2 separate regions of the Homo sapiens genome follow, and region 2 is linked to region 1. Evidence: read pairs that join two places in POLR2A ChIA-PET (ENCODE). Cell type or tissue: HepG2. All regions are shown on one strand. Each heading gives the region's core, and the rest is flanking DNA. Links, peaks and the distances in the headings are about the cores only. Region 1 overlaps ABCC5 (ATP binding cassette subfamily C member 5). Region 2 overlaps EEF1AKMT4-ECE2 (EEF1AKMT4-ECE2 readthrough).

What was found. Peaks named below come from ENCODE experiments on the same cell type or tissue, not always from the same donor. Only the 100,000 strongest peaks of a DNase experiment are listed, where the experiment ranks them.
Region 2: POLR2A ChIA-PET joins it to region 1 with 5 read pairs; 2 of 35 experiments call an interaction of 5 or more read pairs at or near these places.

The regions. Positions count from the first base shown.
Region 1 is chr3:183,985,935-183,991,308 of GRCh38, reverse strand. It overlaps ABCC5 (ATP binding cassette subfamily C member 5), which reads left to right. Exons shown (of 30, transcript NM_005688.4): 3 at 1,926-2,083; 4 at 2,582-2,737; 5 at 3,392-3,539. Among named protein-coding and RNA genes, the nearest start is that of ABCC5-AS1, 18 kb to the left of the region's middle. RefSeq lists an enhancer at 736-1,236. In HepG2, for the core only: no CTCF peak of the experiment used is centred there; a DNase peak (open chromatin) is centred at 2,878.
Region 2 is chr3:184,284,828-184,290,201 of GRCh38, reverse strand. EEF1AKMT4-ECE2 (EEF1AKMT4-ECE2 readthrough) reads right to left here. Exons shown (of 19, transcript NM_014693.4): 9 at 5,097-5,239; 10 at 4,610-4,724; 11 at 2,255-2,365; 12 at 667-765; 13 at 484-561. ECE2 (endothelin converting enzyme 2) reads right to left here. Exons shown (of 19, transcript NM_001100121.2): 9 at 5,097-5,239; 10 at 4,610-4,724; 11 at 2,255-2,365; 12 at 667-765; 13 at 484-561. Among named protein-coding and RNA genes, the nearest start is that of ECE2, 11 kb to the right of the region's middle. In HepG2, for the core only: CTCF peaks have their summits at 409 (motif pointing left) and 648 (motif pointing right); no DNase peak of the experiment used is centred there; H3K27me3 peaks cover 2,372 bases.

The sequences.
Region 1 (5,374 bases), core at 143-5,142:
TTCCTTCTTTTAGAGACAGAGTCTTGCTCTGTCACCCAGGCTGGAGTGCAGTGGTACGATCATAGCTCATTGCAGCCTCCAACTCCTGGGCTGAAGTCATCCTCCTGCCTCCATCTCCCAAGTAGCTGGTACTGCAGGCACGCATCACCATGCCTGGCTGATTTTTTTTTTTTACTTTTTGTAGAGATGGTGTGTTGCTGTGTTGCCCAGGGTGGTCTTGAACTCCTGAGCTCAACCGATCCTTCCAAAGTGTCAGGATTACAGGCGCGAGCCACCATGCCCAGCTGAGATCTGTTTTTTACTGTTTCACAATAATTGCTGGAAATATTTGTAATAATGTGACTTTCACTGCTAAGACAGAAAAGGAAGATAAGGAAATTGAGGAAAATGAAGCTTCTGCTTCTACAACAGGAAAGCATAAACGTTTGAGTTACTTTTAGAGTAAACGGGGGATAAGTGTGTCTAGATTCTTGACCCACCCTCTTCTGCCACAGTCAGACTTAGAATGCACTTTTGCATGCACTTTTGTTAATCTAATGAACGAACATTTATACACTTTCTAGTTAGTAAATACGTGTAACTTTATATTTCAGCTCATGAGATCCTTTGCTGCGTGCTGCAGGGAAGTGTAGAGCTCTTCAGCTGTGCAGCCAGGATAAGAACTCACGTTCTGTTCTCCCTGCTGCTGCTGTGACAGGGGAGGCACGTGTACATCCAGGCTCTTTCTGTGTGGCAGGGCTGTTTAATTGGGGCTGATGGAAATTTTTGTCATAGGAAATGGGCAATCAGATTTTCAGTTAGTAGTGAAATAATTGACTCTCAATCCATATTGGGAAACAGAAGATAAAACATTTGGTAATAAAAATGTAAATTTTAGAACATAGAACACAAAGAGTGGTCCATAAGCTGGGCGCGGCAGCTCACACCTATAATCCCAACACTTTGGGAGGCTGAGGTGGGCGGATCACGAGGTCAAGAGATCAAGACCATCCTGGCCAACATGGTGAAACCCCGTGTCTACTAAAAATACAAAAATTAGCTGGGCATGGTGGTGCACGCCTGTAACCCCCCTACTCGGAGGCTGAGACATGAGAATTGCTTGAACCGGGGAGGCTGAGATTGCAGTGATCCAAGATCATGCCACTGCACTCCGGCCTGGGCAACAGAGCGAGACTCCATCTCAAAAATAAAATAAAATAAAAACAGGGCCGGGCGCGGTGGCTCATGCCTGTAATCCCAGCACTTTGGGAGGCCAAGGCAGGTGGATCATGAGGTCAGGAGTTCGAAACCAGCCTGACCAACATGGTGAAACCCCACCTCTACTAAAAATACAAAAATTAGCCAGGCATGGTGGCACATCCCTGTAATCCCAGCTACTCAGGAGGCTGAGGCAGGAGAATTGCTTGAACCCGGGAGGTGGAGGTTGCAATGAGCCGAGATTGCGCCACTGCACTCCAGCCTGGGTGACAGAGGGAGACTCTATCTCAAAAAAACCCAAAAAAACAAAGAGCGGACCCTAATGTAACCTATGGACTTCAGTTAATAATGAATCTGTATTGGCTCATCAATTGTAACAAAGGTACCACACTAATGGAAGATGTTAATAATAGGAAAAACAGATGAGGAGGACGGGAGAGGTACAGAGGTATATGGGAGCATTCTGTACTATCTGATTAGTTTTTCTGTAAAACCTAAAGATGCTAAAAAAAAAAAAAAGAAAACTGTTTAAAATTTTTAAATATCTAGCTTAATGTTCCCCAATGGGTTCAAATCATACAAAGTTAGTGTTTAACCTCCTGACCCTTGCTTGGAATTTCTCAGTTAAGATGAGTCCAGTTTGCAGTTTGAGCTGTTTCATCAGTTCCGTTTGCCTCTCGCCTGTGTATTAACTGTGCTCTTGCCTTTCTCCCTATCTGCTGGAACAGTTGGAATGCCAAGATGCCTTGGAAACAGCAGCCCGAGCCGAGGGCCTCTCTCTTGATGCCTCCATGCATTCTCAGCTCAGAATCCTGGATGAGGAGCATCCCAAGGGAAAGTACCATCATGGCTTGAGTGCTCTGAAGCCCATCCGGACTACTTCCAAGTAAGATGCCGTGCTGAGTGATGACAGTGAAGCATCAAAGGCCTTTTTTTTTTTTTTTTTTTTTTTTTGAGATGGAGTCTTGCTCTGTCGCCAGTGGCATGATCTCGGCTCACTGCAACCTCCGCCTCCTGGGTTCAAGTGATTCTCCTGCCTCTCAGCCTCCTGAGTAGCTGGGACTACAGGCGTGCACCACCACCAAGCCCAGCTAATTTTTTTGTATTTTTAGTAGAGACGGGGTTACACCATATTGGCCAGGATAGTCTCAATCTCCTGACCTCATGATCTGCCCGCCTCGGCCTCCCAAAGTGCTGGGATTACAGGTGTGAGCCACCGCGCCCGGCCCATCAAAGCCGTTTTAGAACATTCAGGCTAAGATTAGATCATCTGGGGAGACTGGTCTTTAGCTAAGAGCTGTGTTCACTAAACAGTGTCCATTAAACACGGGCTGCCCTCTCCGTGCGTGTTGATAGCTTTGTGATTTCGGTTTTCTCTCCTTAGACACCAGCACCCAGTGGACAATGCTGGGCTTTTTTCCTGTATGACTTTTTCGTGGCTTTCTTCTCTGGCCCGTGTGGCCCACAAGAAGGGGGAGCTCTCAATGGAAGACGTGTGGTCTCTGTCCAAGCACGAGTCTTCTGACGTGAACTGCAGAAGGTAGGCGCCTCTGGTCCACCCTCATCTCCCCCATGCCGGGTGGGCAGGGCCTGAGCTAGGAGTGTGAAGTCCACAGCTCTGTGTCTTTAAAGAGCCGAGCTGTCCAGTGGAGGGCGGGCGGCCTGGGGATGACTTTCTCTTTGCTCTTTTGCTTTATCTCCTATTTCACCTTTGATCCTGTTTTAACCACGGGCTTTCTCTCTCTCTCTCAGCCCCGCTTCTCTTCCTGAGTCTGCAGGGAGATTATGTTGCTGCCTTGTGACAGAATACATTTTTGTGGTAGCTGATTGTCATGATTAAAATGTAGTTTACAACTTTACATTTTACCACAGGAACCTTCAGAAAGGGTTGGGGGCCCCTGAAAAAGAAAGTTCTTATTCACAAATTGCATTCAGGGATCATTTTCCTGGGTGGAAAGAAAGGCTTTTGCTCTCATCATTTTCTGTATCCTGGGAGGCTCCTTATACAGGGTAAATGTGTAGTTCCCTAGGAAGGGTATTTTTTCCCAGAAGGTGAAGACTATGTACATAATTTTAAAGGAGAGACTTGTGTGAGTGGTGGCAAAACCTGGAGACAAAAAGTGGTGGCAGGCGGGGAGCTAGGTGTGCCTTTCCCCCGAGGAGATGTGTAACGAGGACGTGTGCCCTTGTTAAGACTAGAGAGACTGTGGCAAGAAGAGCTGAATGAAGTTGGGCCAGACGCTGCTTCCCTGCGAAGGGTTGTGTGGATCTTCTGCCGCACCAGGCTCATCCTGTCCATCGTGTGCCTGATGATCACGCAGCTGGCTGGCTTCAGTGGACCAGTAAGTTCTAACCATCCTTTCCGACAGTCTCCAGGGGCCCGGCCACGGCCAGCTCTAACACTCTTATTCTGTTGCAGAGGTTGTGCTCAGCTTTGGGCTAGGTAGCAGTCTTAGAGATGCCTTCAGGTCTGTTGAAAGGGGTCGATGGATTTTGGCAACAGCTGGAAGGATGAAAGGGCAGTGTTGCCAGAGAAGAAATGGAACTGGCTTGATTTCTGGGTGGGGGTGAAATGGAACTGACTCCAGTTCTGCACAGGACTGTGCTTCTCGGTTGTGTGTTAACATGAACTGACAGTCGGTGCAGGCAGATGTGTCTTGCAGTGCTATGAGTGGGTGAGAGCACGTTGTGTGGCCCGGGCTGGTGAGCCAGCACCGGGAACATACCAAGTGCCTGGAGGCAGTTATCACATGTTTGGCAGGTCTGTGGCAAATAAGCCCTGAGAAAACTAGAGGACTGTCGAGGATTTTAGAGTCTGACCTGGAGTCCGTTTAAGTTTGGCTTATAGTGTGACTGTGTGGCAAGTGTTGGGGTGGCAGCCGTGGTTTTCCCCAGTCTGTACTGATGCAGAGTAGACAAGAGAGCCTTTGACGTTCACTCTGTTTCCTGGGCACCTGTTTCTTACACCTGCTGTGCTGCCTTACACTTGAGACCTTGATTAAATCTATTCTCTACACATTTGCCTTGAGGCATCGGAGCAGTAGTACTGCTTGTACTGTGCGTTTTCCATATGTGGGTAAGCTGGAGGTTCATGGTTTTGGTAAGTATGTGCCTAAGATGCATGGCAATTAGGTAAAACTAATTTGCAGTTTTGTTTTTGTTTTTATTTTTTTAACGTTTGATGCCTCTTGTTAAAGTTTTGATCTCTTTTCTGAAGCAGAGAACACTACTTTTCTGGTATTGGGTTTCTATATTATTAATAATTGACCAACTAACATACTTTATATAAAAGTTTTAAGTAAGAAGGACCATGTAACTGAAATGTTGTGTTATGTAATTTACCAAAATGGCAAACATTTTCATAGAGCCAGCTTCCCCCAAGAAGAGCTTCTGTCATTGTTTCACTACAGGGCTGGTGGCTGCTCTGATCTCATAGAATTCATTCCTCTGGGTAGCACCATATGCAGGCTTTGCGAATAAAGTGATCATGGGCTTTCTTGATTCCATTTGGCCAATGCAAGAACTTCATTGGCTCCCCTCTAAAAAAAATTCCATGGATTGCTGGGATTTTTATTTTTTATTTTTTGAAAAAAATGGTACCTATCCGTATTCAGCTTGGTGGCTTCACAGTCCCTCCCCTGAACATCCGTATATTCCTTATTCTCTCATTTATGGTGCAGAACACTGGGGTACTAACCTCTAGGAAACTGTTCTAGCTGCCAGGGAAAGCTAAGAGCCCTCCTTTAACAGGAAAGCAGCAGCATGCTTTTTCTTCTCTCTGCCGTTTCAGGGAAGAGCACCTTAAGGCCAGTGTTATTTCATGGGATTCTGCCCTAGAGCTGAGAAAGTAATGGACTCATCCATAATCTCTTTTATAGATTTGAAAGTGTAAACAATACACACTTCCTTTTTTGGAACTCCAATTCTAATATGTTTCTTTTTCATTGGAAATTGAAAAACCAGGCTGGTTTTGAGATTAGTACTAGCAGTGAGTAAACCTCCTGTCTGTGGACTTAAATCCTTTTGAGGAACATTTCGTTTTAGATTTTTACAAGTTTTCTAATCTGGCACGACTTTCAAACTAGCTTAATCTGTTCTTACAGAAACCTGTGTAAGGACAGACTGCCCACATACGGGCTCCCCAAATAAAATGGCATTTTTATTTCTTGTCCCTGCT
Region 2 (5,374 bases), core at 209-5,208, 300 kb before region 1:
AATAGCGCCAGTTTGGCTACTCATTAGTATCTCTCCAAACCTCAGTTTCCTCAACTGTAAAATATCTAGTAAACCATAATTGGCAATATTTAAAGGCCATTTATGTTATGGGTGCTGTTTTTTTACATACTGTATTCATTTATCTCACAACAACCCTATGAGGAAGGCACTAGTAGGACCCCCATTTTACAGAAAATGAAACCAAGGCCTAGAGAGATTTTGTTAAGGTTACAAAGTTAGAGGTAGAAACAGAATTTGATTAGGCTTGACTCCAAATCTTGGCTCGTTAGCACTATATTTCACTGCTGTTTGGCCTGCAGCCTGTCACAGAGCCAACATTTTAACAATGCTGGTTACCTCCATCTGCCTCTAAAAGAAACCGACAAGCACCTCTTTCCCAGTGCTTGAGCCCCAATTTCTAAGCCCAGGGAACAGTGCCCTCTACAGGGCTGAAGTTCAGTACTGATGAGCGTAGGTACTCACCCCGTCATAAACATCATCCAGCTCTTTGGGCTCCAGGATAAAGTCTGGGAAACCAATCATATCATAGATGGCATCTGCCTGAAGAGACCAGGTTAAGGGTTTGTTTCCTTCCCCAGGTTCCTAGCAAAACTGTATCCTTGAACCCCACCTCAAGATGGCGCCCCAACCCTAGCCACCGCTCACTTTCTCCTTGGCTGCCTGGCGGGTCTTCTCATCCATCCAAACCAGCTGTCCCAGGGCCTCCTCAAATGCGGTCCGGATTTCGCTGATCATCCCCTCTGCCTGGGAGGGAGGAGGTAAAGTCAGCCTTCCCCTGCACTGAATGCATCCCTGCCCCACCCATCCACCCTTGGTGCCCCATCCCTGTCCACCCAGGGGAAATGGGAACGTCTAGACTAAAGAAATACGGCTGAGCACCTGGAGACGATGAGAAGGAAACACCATTTGTAAAGGTACTGGGATTGTGGCTGGCTTTTTTCTTAATTAAGTACACATTTTAATTGACAATAAGTTCATCAAATTATATTATAATTTAATATAGTGCAATGATTTTTTTTTTTTTTTGAGACAGAGTCTGGCTGTGTTACCTAGGATGGAGTGCAGTGGCGCAATCTCGGCTCACTGCAACCTCCGCCTCCCGAGTTCAAGCGATTCTCCTGCCTCAGCCTCCCAAGTAGCTAGGATTACAGGCTCCCGCCATCATGCCCGGGTAATTTTTGTATTTTTAGTAGAGCTGGGGTTTCACCATCTTGGCCAGGTTGGTCTTGAACTCCTGACCACGTGATCCACCCGCCTCAGCCTCCCAAAGTGCTGGGATTACAAGCGTGAACCACCACGCCCAGCCTAGTGCAATGATTTTTATCTGATTATGAAAAGAGGACATTCACAGAAAATTTGGAAAATTGAGAATTGAAGAACAGACCAGTTATAAAGCACTCATTCATAGATAAGTTCTTTTAACATTTTGATTACCCACTTCTAGAGTTTTTCCCTCCCCTGATATGCATATAAAATATGGAATTATGTTGTATAGGGTATATATTTTTTGTAACCTACTTTTTTTGCTGAAAGATATATCAGCCATTTAAGGATCCTCACAACCCATCCTAACCACAATTTATTTTTCCTTTACCCTATAGTTGGACATTTAACCTGTTCTCATTTTCTGCTATTATAAACAACATTGCCATAAAAACCATAAACATCCTTACAGGTAATACTTTAAGCACATCCATTATCATATCCTAATAAATAAATATTTCTTCTAGTTATATAGTTAAACATAAACACATAGACAACTTTAAAGGACTCTTATAATCCCACTGCCCAAAGCAGCACTACTTCATTTGTTCATCAATTTACATCCAGTTGTTTTTCTTTTCTTTTCTTTTTTTTTTTTTTTTTTTTTTGAGACAGAGTTTTGCTCTGTCGCCCAGGCTGGAGTGCACTGGCGCGATCTCGGCTCACTGCAACCTCCGCCTCCTGGGTTCAAGTGATTCTCCTGCCTCAGCCTCCCAAGTAGCTGGGATTACAGACACCCGCCACCACGCCCGGCTAATTTTTTGTATTTTTAGTAGAGACCAGGTTTCACCATGTTGGCCAGGCTGGTCTCGAACTCCTGACCCCATGATTCACCCGCCTTGGCCTCCCAAAGTGCTGGGATTACCGGCGTGAGCCACCGCGCCTGGCTCCCGTTGTTTTTCTATATGTCTGCACATACATGAACAGTCAATTTTGAGGGCATAGTGTTGAAAGAATCTTGTAGACTCACAATTTCTTTGCTTTGCCGGTCAAACGTGGCCTTCACGAAGAGGGACCCCAAAGCAAAGCCAAGGGCGTCATCCGTGTTGGAGATGCAGGTCTGCCACCTCGGCACACAGGACTGTTAAAGGACAAAGAGCCAGGACCCTAGAGATGGCTGTGTCCTCCAGTCAGAGGGCCTTTCTCTGTCACTGGGGCTAGCAGCCCTTCTCAGCTCTGGACAAGAGTCCTGGGTTTGCTCAGTGCCACATCTGTCTTTTTTTGAGACAGGGTCTTGCTCTGTCACCCAGGCTGGAGTATAGTGGTGCAATCACTGCTCACTGCAACCTCTGTCCCCTGGGCTCAAGCGATCCTCCCACCTCAGCCTCTCGAATAGCTGGGACCCCAGGCACATGCCACCACACCCAGCTATTTTCTTTTGTAATTTTAGTACAGAAGGGGTCTCACCATGTTTCCCAGGCTGGTCTTGAACTCCTGAGCTCAAGTGATCTGCCCGCTTTGGCCTCCCAAAGTGCTGGGATTAAAGGCATGAGCCACCGTGCCCGGCCCACAACTAATTTTATATCCAGTCAGTCCCCCATGCAAGAAACCTGGGAGTCACTCAGCTTCCTCCATCTCCCTAACCCCCCACATTCAGTCTATCAGCAGTTTCTACTACTTTGACTTCTTTTTTTTTTTTTTTGAGATGGAGTCTCACTCTGTCACCCAGACTGGAGTGCAGTGGTGCGATCTCAGCTCACTGCAAGCTCCACCTCCCGGGTTCACGCCATTCTCCTGCCTCAGCCTCCCGAGTAGCTGAGACTAAAGGCGCCCGCCACCACGCCCGGCTAAATTTTTTGTCTTTTCAGTAGAGACGGGGTTTCACCGTGTTAGCCAGGATGGTCTTGAACTCCTTACTTCAAGTGATCCGCCCACCTTGACCTCCCAAAGTGCTGGGATTACAGGCATGAGCTACGGCGCCCTGCCTGCTTTGATTTCTTAATCATCTTTCCCATCCACTCAAGTGGACGGGGAAAATGATTACCACTTCCCTGACCTATAACACTATCATCTTGAACTCCTGAGCTCAAGCACTCCACCCACCTCAGCCTCCCAAAATGCTGATTACAGGCACGAGCCACCACACTCAGTCTGCAATTGCCTTTTTTTTTTTTTTTTTTTAAACAGAGTTTTGCTCTTGTAGCCCAGGCTGGAGTGCAATGACGCAGTCTCAGGTCACTGCAACCTCCAGGTTTAAGTGATTCTCCTGCTTCAGCCTCCCGAGTAGCTGGGATTACAGTTGCTTGCCACCACGCCCAGCTAATTTTTTGTATTTTTAGTAGAGATGGGGTTTTACCGTGTTGGCAAGGCTGGTCTTGAACTCCTGACCTCAGGTGATCCACCTGCCTTGGCTTCCCAAAATGCTGGGATTACAGGCATGAGCCACCAAGCCTGGCCTGCAATTGCCTCTTAACTGGACACCCTGACTCCATTCTCATCCCCGCTTCCCTGCTGCTCCCCTCCATCTTCCATTTAGCCACCAGAAATATCATTTCATACATAACCCAACTGTGTTTCTCCTCTCCATGCTACTCCCATGGAGCCCCATCTGTGAAAGAATCAAGGCCGGACTTCCCAATACAATATTCAGATCCCTTCCCAAGTGCCCCATGCCCACCTTACCAAACCCCGTCTCTCAGTTGCCCTCTTCTCAAGCTCATGCCAGAACGTGTGTAAAGCCACCATGCTCCTTTTGGCCTCTAGGAATTTGCACATGCCGTTCCTTGTCCCTGGAATGCCCTTCTCCCCGGCTTTCTTGGTGAACTTTTCCATCACATGGCACCTCTCAGAGAAGGCTTCTCTGATGCCCTTCCCCACCATCCCCCCAGGTGAAATGTGCTGTCCCACCTCTGTCCTATAGCAGAAAAGTCTTTCACTCAGTGTGAGCAGTTATCACCACAAAATATAATGTATTTGTTTACATGTCCACTCCCCCCACTTAATGGGGCATCTTGAAACTAAATACTCACTTATTTATTATATCCTCTCCATCCTCCTCATCAAAGCCGAGTGCCTATACATACCATGTACTGTGCAGGTGCTTCACTTACATTAACTCAGCTAATACTCTTCCTGACAACCCTCCAAGTTATTCCTGCTTTACAGAGCAGGAAATGGAGAGTCAGAGAGGCTAGGTGATCTGCCCAAGGTCCTACAGGCTAGAAAATGAATGAGTTGGGATTGAAACGCAAGTCGGCTTGCTTCCAAATTCTGCGCTCCATACTATGCACCTGTGCACCATGAGGCACATGGTGCCTGTCACACTGAAGGTATGCAGCATCGGTTAGACTGGATCAGAACGTGGAGGCAAAATCAGAAAGCCCACCTTCTTAGTGCCATAGAGGGTCTCCAGCAGCTTCTCTTGTGCAGACTCAAAGCGTCGGTCCAGGCTTGAGGTTGTCTTTTGCACCAGGTTCCAGATCAGGTAATTGTTCAGGATGCTGACAACCAGACCAGAAAATAAGAAAAGGGCAGGTGGGATGCCCTTCACACCCCTCAAACCAGCCCCCAGGAACATGCAAGTTGCAGGAGTCCCGAGAGGCATATGTGGAAGCTGTCCCGGGGTTCCTCTTTGGTCCCGGGGCCACACACCTGCCTGTAGAGGTCAGGTTGGAGAGCAGTGGGGGGACAGAGATCACAGGGAGCACCCTGCAACCCTAGCGCAGAGGAAAAGCCCATAGACATTCTGATTCAATGTTTGGAAGGCCCATAGCATTACCAAATGTTGTTCTGTGTGGCTGGGCCTGTCCATTATGCCCAGCCTTGCTGGAGACCTCCACAGAACCCACCCTCACCCTGGGCTACCCCCACACCTTGGTTCCGTGCGGTTGATGAGCTCTGACACCTGCTGCAAATAATCCATCCCATACACCACCACAGGCTCAGAGTCACTCAACTCCAATGGTGACAGCAAGAAAGACAGGAACTCAAGCCAGTCCATGGAGGGCGCCAGAGCCTGAAAGAAAAAAATCTCAGGCCTTGCCTGCCCGACTCGCTTCCAGCAGAACCCTCCCCCACTGTATGCTGTAGCCTGGGAGCCCTTCCCATTGCCATAGCAACAACTACTGGCTTCATGGTGTATCCTTCCTGT